Regions from separate parts of the Homo sapiens genome. Here region 2 is linked to region 1. The links are chromatin loops, found by intact Hi-C in ENCODE. Cell type or tissue: adrenal gland. All regions are shown on one strand. Links, peaks and the distances in the headings refer to the core of each region. The heading gives the core; the rest is flanking DNA. Region 1 overlaps TNRC6B (trinucleotide repeat containing adaptor 6B). Region 2 has its middle 10 kb from the start of TNRC6B-DT.

Region 1 (4,394 bases), core at 248-4,247:
CTGTCTCACACAAAATAATACCTCGAGGTACATTTCCCCCTGCAATGTAAACCCTTAACTCCTCTCTCCTTTCTGACATCAGTGGATTATCCTTTTTAAAATATGAACATGTAAATAGCAGGATAACTTTAAAAAACATTTTCTTTGCTGTGAAAGTAACCCTAAAATATGTTTTCTTCTTTTGTATTTTTTTGGTTTTTGTTTTTAAGCCATCAGAAGTTTCAGATCTTTACTCTTTCATGTTTAAGAAGAAAGAGCAGAGGAGGTCGGGGGAGCCGGTTTGCATTTGTGTTGGAGGGGTGTTATCTCCATTGCCTCCCACACAGTGACAGCAGACCAGTATGTAAACCCTGTCTTGGCTGGGCGCGGTGGCTCACACCAGTAATCCCAGCACTTTGGGAGGCTGAGGCAGGCAGATCATCTGAGGTCAGGAGTTTAAGACCAGCCTGGCCAACATGGTGAAACCCCGTCTCTACTAAAAAATTAGCCGGACGCAGTGGCGCGCGCCTGTGGTCCCAGCTGCTCGGGAGGCTAAGGCAGGAGAATTGCTTGAACCCGGGAGACGGAGGTTGCGGTGAGCCGAGATTGCACCACTGCACTCCAGTGTGGGCAACAGAGCAAGACTTCGACTCAAAAACATAAAATAAACAAAAGACACACACACACACAAAAACCCTGTCTTAAATAGCTGCCATCTCTTCCAGCAATCTAGTGCCAGGGTAAGAAGTGTCTGAATTTCTCTCTTCCAGCAGATCCATCCCCTGCAGGGACTCCAGAATGTTCTCCACACAATACCTGGAGCTCTCAACCTTTCTTGGTTCAGACACACACATACACACCCCTTGAGTAACTCAGTATCATTTTGTAGTTCACAGAAGGATGTAGTCCCTGGCATTTTGGTTTGCACTGTAGAATCCATAGCCTTGTCACTTTGTTATGCTCTGGAAATGTACTGATTTCTTACTTGGGAGGAAACTTGTGTAAGGAGATGTGCAAACCACCCTGAAAGCCATGTGCATCCTCACCTCTTCCATTACCCCCTCCATGAGCTCGAAGCGACATTAAGTAGAGGGAAATGCTTTTAACAAATGCTGCTCATGTGGATCTGTCAGCTATTGCTTGCCTAGATTTGGGCACCCATGAAGCAGGGTTGGAATGGATCATTTTGAATTGCTTCTTTGCAGACACCCCCTTCGCCCCCATCTTTAAGATAAACCCTTTACTAGTCAAGAAGCCCTTTTCAGTTGGATCTCACTGATCTTGTATAGTGACGACTTCCTTTGAAGGAAGAAGCTTGATTATAAGTGCATGCATATTATCCACCCACCTTCTGATTTGGGCACTGTTCACCTTGGAATTTTATTTATTTTGTTTATCTGGAGGCCCTTTTTCTATCAGTCTCTGATCCCTCATGGGTTCTGCCTGCCCTTGTATCTCTTGTACAATGCTCCCAAAGGGCTTTGCTGATCTCTGCACTTCTTTCCTGGGACACTCCCCCCACCACCACCCTTTGCACACACCAGTGACCAAAGTGTATGCAGTGATCTCACAGAAGACATCAAAAATGGTGCATGCACCGTGAATGTGCTCACAGAGACACGTGCACAAGATTCTGCACCCTTGGCCTTAATCTCAGTATGACTTAAGGTGCAGGAACATTTTTAACAGGTTTTAAAAAAACAAAAAACCCTTCTGGGAGGAAAAAAATAAAAAGCAGATACAACAGCTCAACTGTTCCCACTCCTAACTCTCCACTATGTGCTTATAACTTCACATTCTATGCCCTCCCCGCCACCCACCTCATCCCTGTTCTGCGTAACCAAAAAACAGACAACAAAAGCAACCTGAGGAGAGGTTTCTGGACTATTTTATCTGTCTCCATTTAGATGGAGATATAAATGCTGCTTTGGGTTCCATAATCCTAGGGGGCTATGTTTACATAGTAAAATACATCCTACCAAATCAGGAAACAGTGAATAATGGGAGTCACTTCACAGAGACGCAGGAGGACCTGGGGGGCGTAGCAGAGGAGGATAGGTAGAGAAGTACCATTTTAATTATTTGTGACTTGTGGCTTCCTTCCTCCTCTCCTCCTCCCTCCACGTCTCTCTTTGCCCCCTTTAGACAGAAGGTGCAGAAAAGGGCATCAAAAAGAGGCTGGATTTTTTAAAAGGCAGCTTTCCAACTTTGCACACAAACAGGTAACAGGAAGGTACAGCAAAAATCCTCTCATCTGAAACACTGTCAGCAGAAACAAAACCTGTAAAAATGACTAATCAGCTGCACATATTGATGCTCTCTGCAAGTTACCTTTAAGTGTTTTTTTTTTCTTATACTTGAAGTTGCTTTTACGATATTATTTTGGTGGCTTTCTTTTCTCTCTTTGATGGGCAATAGAGGAAGTAGATAATGGGATTTAAGGACGCCTGGGGGAGAAAAGGGAGGATGTGGCATTGTCTTTTTTTTTTTTTTTTTTTTTTTTTTTAGCATAGAGGTTTAATCAAACTCCCATATGTTGAAATTGCTCCTCATATTACTGGTTTTACATGGACACAGAAACTAGGCACTTTAGAGGTGCACTTGCATGGCAGGCTGGGCCCCCTTTTCTATATTTTATTTTCCTTTTTAGTATAGTGGTACTTAAAATCACTGGTTCACTTAAAAAAACAAACAATAAAATGTTAAACTCTACTAATGTACAAATAAGCTGAAAAGTTGCATTTTATGTGTATTTTTTGCCATAGCAGGTACTGTATTTCTCATGCTGGATTTCAAAAAAAAAAAAAAAAGTATCAAAAACAAAAAAAACTAAAGGGTGGTGTTTTATTGGATTGTGACAGGTTGAGTAATAAGGAATTAAGTCGTCGTCATTTCATTAAAACTGAGAGATGATGTAATGCATATATAAGAGTTTTCTGAAGGGTTTTTTTTGGGCTTTTAAACAGCTTATTTTTGTTTTTGTTTAGTTTTTTTATTTTATTTTATTTTGGAAAGATATGATTGTATTATGTGCAACTCAGTTGCTTACATTATAACTACAAAATATTTTTGGGTTCCTGGAAAAAAAAGAAAAAAGACTAATAAATGTGTTTGGCTGCTAAGCATTTACTATTGTGGTTTCCTGTTTTATTCTGCCAGTTTAATTTGCTCATTTGTTGAATGTTTATATATTTTTTCTTATTCTTCTCTCCCTGCTCCACATGTAAAAGCTGTCAGAAATTCAACATTTGAATTTGGGCCGCAACTCTGTCTACCTTGTCTTGTCATGTTTTTGTTAGGGTTGTTGGGTTGGCTGGTTGGTTTGTGCTGCTCACCGCCTGCCCCAATGCTGAACATGGTCTGCCACAGTGCAGGGTTCAAATTCTCTAAGAGAAATTAATGTTCTCCTTCTACCTTTGGCTGTTGTCTTGTTTAATCATAATTTGCACTTGGAATGAGAACACGAGAAGAGAGAAGAGGCCTGCCTAGAGTTCTGCTGCCACAGTGCAGGGTTCAAATTCTCTAAGAGAAATTAATGTTCTCCTTCTACCTTTGGCTGTTGCCTTGTTTAATCATAATTTGCACTTGGAATGAGAACACGAGAAGAGAGAAGAGGCCTGCCTAGAGTTCTGCTGCATCCCACTGCTGCAGTGCCCAGGGATGATAACCAGCGAGTTAGCTTTGTCCAGAAAATGCCATGCTGAGTGCCCGTCTGCCCTGCTTCGGGTGCCGCAACACTGCTGAGGAGCATGATAACCGCAACCATTAGGCTAGATTTTCCCCATCTCCGATGTATTTATGGTTAGCTGCTAAAATAGAGACTTGTGAGATATGTAATTGTGAAACACCTCTAGAATGGTAAAGAGGAAGAATGGACAGGAACTAATACTTACTCATTTCCAGATGCTTTTGTATCTGATTTTATTCTCAGAATGCTGTGAGAAAGATCATTAGGAAGCTGAGGCTCAGAATTTCTTATTTTTATTTTTATTTTTATTTATTTTTGTTTTTGTTTTTTTGAGACGGAGTCTCACTCTGTCGCCCAGGCTGGAGTGCAGTGGCGTGATCTCAGCTTACCACAACCTCTGCCTCTGGGTTCAAGCGATTCTCCTGCCTCAGCCTCCTGAGTAGCTGGGACTACAGACACGCGCCACCACACCCGGCTAATTTTTGTATTTTTAGTAGAGACAGGGTTTCACCATGTTGGCCAAGCTGGTTTCGAACTCCTGATCTCAGGTGATCCGCTCACCTCAGCCTCCCAAAGTGCTGGGATTACAGGCATGAGCCACTGTGCCCATCCGGCTCAGAATAATTTAAGTAGCCAATAGAAGTTTGCATTGATTGAGTGCTTACTATAAGCTGAGCACTATTCTAAGCATGTGATGTATATGCATTCTGTTAACTGAAACTCATTG
Region 2 (4,394 bases), core at 109-4,108, 280 kb before region 1:
TTTTTTTTTGTTGAGGCAGGGTCTTACTCTGTCACCCAGGCCGGAGTGCAGTGGCATAAACATGGCTCATTGCAACCTCCATCTCCTGGGCTCAAGCAGTCCTCCCACCTCAGCCTCCTGAACAGCTGGAACTACAGACACGCACCTCCACACCTGGCTCATGTTTTGTAGAGATGAGGTCTCACTATGTTGCCCAGGCTGGTCTGGATCTCCCAGGCTCAAGCAATCTGCCTGCCTTAGCCTCCCAAAGTGCTGGGATTACAGGCGTGAGCCACCATGTCTGGCCTGTGTATTGTTGACTTCCCCATAGGACTGAGTTTCTTGAAGGCAGGCATTTATCTTACCCGCTTTGTATCCCTAGAACAGTTTCTGACCAGTTGTGTAGTAGTAGGCAGTGTGTAAATGTTTTAAATAAATGAACAAATGTTACCTTCTATTCTCTTTTATTCTTTTTATGTGCTATGCTTTGTCTTTCTAGTTAGAAACTGAAATGTAAGTCCTTTGAGTACAGAGATCATGAATTACGAAGGTGTATATGGTATATTTGCTTGGTTGTCTTCATGGGAGCATTTCACCATCCTCTGAATGTCGATTTGTGCTTTCTTTTTCCCCCAAACCACCTTATTGAGGTATGACTGACATACTAAAAGCTTTAGGTATTTAACATATACCACTCGATGTGTTTGGAGATTTTCTTTAAAAAAAAAAAAAAAAAACTATGTTTAGATATTGTTATGGATTTTCAGGTTGGGTCATTAATGAAGTTTGACAGTTTTAATAAGACTGACTTTCTTTGTGGTTTATAAACAGGCTCCGAAAGCAGCTTCAAAAGTAGAGCTCCAAAATAGTTCCATAATTATTGTAATTAATGCAAGTCTTCCAGAATTCGGGCAGAGTTGGAGAGTCTCTGAATTAGGAGTCAAAAGTCCTGGATTCATTTGTATTGCTGACATTTGCTTGAGTGCATACTGGGTGCCAAGCGCAGGAATGACTGAAAATTCAAAAACTACAGTATGGAAAAAAAAATACCCCTTTAACACACAGGTGAAATGGTTAATTCTTCCTAGGAAGATTGAATTTCTCTCTGTTCTCTTAGACTTTACTCATTTCTGACATAGACTACATTATATCATGTTTCTTAATCTGTCTCTCCTGCTGGATTGCAAATTTCTTAAGTGAGACTATTGTAGTCATCTTTGCATCCCTAGGCACATACTGTACTGTGTCTGTCATATCGTAGACACTCAAATGTTTGTTAAATAAATAACTTGAAGTAAGTTACTTAGCTTTGCAGAGTCTTAGTTTTTTCTTTTGCAAGTAGGAACTTCTCTACTTCAGAGAATTGTTGAAACTGTAGTGAGAATAATCTTTTAAAACTACAGATGTGTTCTGTGTATATCTTAATTTAAAACATTTACTTAAAAAGCAAGTGTAAATCTGATCATATTTCTCCCCTACTTAAAACTGTTAATAACTGGGTGCACAGGCTCGTGCCTGTAATCCCAGCACTTTGGGAAGCTGAGGTGGGTGAATATCTTGAGCTCAGGAGGTCAAGACCAGCCTGGGCAACATAGCAAAACCCTGTCTCTGCAAAAAATACAAAAATTAGCTGGGCGTGGTGGTGCCTGCCTGTAGTCCCAGCTACTCAGGAGGCTGAGGTGGGAGGCTAGCTTGAGCCTGGAGGCAGAGGTTGCAGTCAGCCGAGATTGCGCCACCACACTCCAGTGTGGGTGACAGAGTGAGACCCTGTCTCAAAAACAAAACTGTCAGTGAGGCCTAAAGACCCTGATAAGAACCTGAATTCTTGTTCTTGCCTTTTTCACTGACTGCCCAGTGAAGCTTCTGCCAGCGTCCCCTGCCTCTTTTCCTACTGTCTTCCCCCTTGCTGAGTGTACTCTCACCATACTGACCCTCTTCAAGTTCCGGAAATGTGTGTTCTTCACTACCCAAGGTCCCTTCCTTGAGCATACTATTCTCACAGCTGGAAGCCCGCAGGCCCAACCTTAGTTAATGCCTCTTCAATCCTGAGCTCAGTGTGTGTGTCTCCTCTTTAATGACTTCCTAATCACCCCGCCCCACATTAGAAGATATCAATTGTATAATTATTTAATTTGTATATTATATTTCCCCTTCTGGAAAATAGCTACATGAATAAAAATACTCTGTTTTATTCACATTTGTGTCACCAACATCTAGCACTGTGAGTTGCACATAGTAGGTCCTCAATAAATATTTTTTCAAATGAAGTTAAGAAAGAGAATTTAAAATAGAATTTCTAAAAAACCTCATTTTAGGCAAAGCTTGGTGGCTCATGCATGTAATGCCAGCACTTTGGGAGGCCAAGGCAGGCAGGTCACTTGAGTCCAGGAGTTCGAGACCAGCCTGGGTGACATGGTGAAACCCATCTCTACAAAAAAAAAAAAAATTAGCTGGTTGTAGTAGTGCGCGCCAGTAGTCCCAGCTACTCGGGAGGCTGATACAGGAAGGTTGCTTGAGCCCGGGAGGCAGAGGTTGCAGTGAGCTGAGATTGCACCATTAAGCTCCAGCCTGGGTGACAGAACAAGACTCCGTCTCCAAAAAAAGAAAAGAAATTATGCTTGGGCTTGACATGATGACGCTCTCACTAAACATTTGAATGCATAGACATGCTGAATGCTGTGCTAGGAGCCAGGACTACAGAGGTGGGGCGAAAGGAGATCTTTGTTCCCAAGGAATGCACAGCCAGGTGGGTGAGACAGATGTGGACACAGATGAGTGCCATTTAGTGTAATAAGTGCTGTAATAGACAGTACAAGAGGTGCTGCGGGGATGAAAAGGAAGGTCATCAACACGATGGGGAGGTTGAGAAAGCCTTCCCAGGGAAGGTGACACTCACACTAAGTTGTGGAGGAAAAGGGCATTTCCGGCAGAGAGAACAGCCTGTGTAGAGGCATGGGGGAGCGTTTTTAGTATGTGGAGAAGATGACCGGCACAGCGGTATGCTTTACAAGGCTGGCATTAGGGTACAGGGCTAATAGCTGACTTACAGTTGAACCATGATATGTCAGACTCAGCCTCTTACTCCACTGCAGTTTAGGACAGGAAATGACCTTAGAATAATGATCTGAATCTGTATGTTTGAATTCATAAAGGCATAGAGTACCATTCAGAGAAGATAATCATAAACCACAACGGCACTTGTCACTTCTAGTTAATATACTTGCTTCAGTGGTGTACCTATAACCATGCAAATGATGTTAGGTGGAATTAGAAAGTGGTGACTCATTTAAGCTTATCTGTAGGAGCAGAGAGTGTAAAGGAAGTGACTTCTAGATCACCTGAGGTGAGTGCTGATACCATCTCAAATGGATCAGACACTGAACCAGTGAAAGAGAGGAAATCAGAAAAGAGGACTACCCAGAAGGGCCTCTGGTATATGTTCTGGGAAAGACAGTTCCTACAGCTTGAAGGTCTTTACATATCTCCAAGTCTCCAAGTGGTTCACTGAGCTAACATTAATCTAATTTAATTCTCAACCAGATTTGAAAAAGGGAGATTAATTGGATAAAAATGTAGCCCATTTTCCTTCATTTACTCCTATTTGTTTTCAATGTCTCTTTCCTTTTCTGTCTCCTCCTATCCATTTTTCTCTCCCTGTTACTCTTAAGTAGTGTCTCCTTTCCCCATCCACCCCATCTCTAGCCATCTTCCATTCTATTTCCGCTAAGTTGCTTTCAGTTGCAGGATGTCCATACCTTGTTGGCTAAACTAATGTTTCTCAGCTTTGCATATTCAGAGCTTGATATTTTTCAAATGGGAAGAAGTGATTATGCTCTGGTAGTGCTGATTACACTCACAAGATGTTAATTGACTTACGGTAATGCCGATTTCTGCAAGTTCTGTGTATGTATTTGATCTACATAACAAAGGGCTAAGGAGCTAAGTGATGATAGGGAGAATGGTAGTAATGAATGCAGTTTAGTTTAAGATGTTTGGAAGAGAAAGGACAGAGAAAAATGGAAGCAGGACGAGGTTGAGAAGGCAACACCTTTAAGTAAGATAGAAAATCAGGCTGGGTGCAGTGGCTCATGCCTGTAATCCCAGCACTTTGGGAAGCCAGAGTAAGAGGATCACTTGAGGCCAGGAGTTCGAGACCAGCTTGAGCAACATAGTGAGACCCCCATCTCTACAAAAAATGTTTTAAACATCAACTGAGCATGATGGCACATGCCTGTAGTCCTAGCTACTCAAAAGGCTGAGGCAGGAGGATTGCATGAGCCCAGGAGTTGGAGGCTGCGGTGAGCTAGGATTGCATCACTACACTCCAGCCTGAGAGACAGAGTGACACCCTGTCTCAAAAAAAAAAAAAAAAAGAAAGAAAAATCTATAATCTATTAAAAGATATACAGGAAGCA

Evidence for each region. Peaks named below come from ENCODE experiments on the same cell type or tissue, not always from the same donor. Only the 100,000 strongest peaks of a DNase experiment are listed, where the experiment ranks them.
Region 2: a loop joins it to region 1, with 2.6 times the contacts of the local background. A loop is called at or near these places in 82 of 110 quality-filtered maps.

Annotation. Positions count from the first base shown.
Region 1 is chr22:40,332,705-40,337,098 of GRCh38, forward strand. TNRC6B (trinucleotide repeat containing adaptor 6B) reads left to right here. Exons shown (of 23, transcript NM_001162501.2): 23 at 1-3,104. Among named protein-coding and RNA genes, the nearest start is that of ADSL, 12 kb to the right of the region's middle. In adrenal gland, for the core only: no CTCF peak of the experiment used is centred there; no DNase peak of the experiment used is centred there.
Region 2 is chr22:40,052,463-40,056,856 of GRCh38, forward strand. It overlaps a transcript of TNRC6B not described here. Among named protein-coding and RNA genes, the nearest start is that of TNRC6B-DT, 10 kb to the left of the region's middle. In adrenal gland, for the core only: no CTCF peak of the experiment used is centred there; no DNase peak of the experiment used is centred there.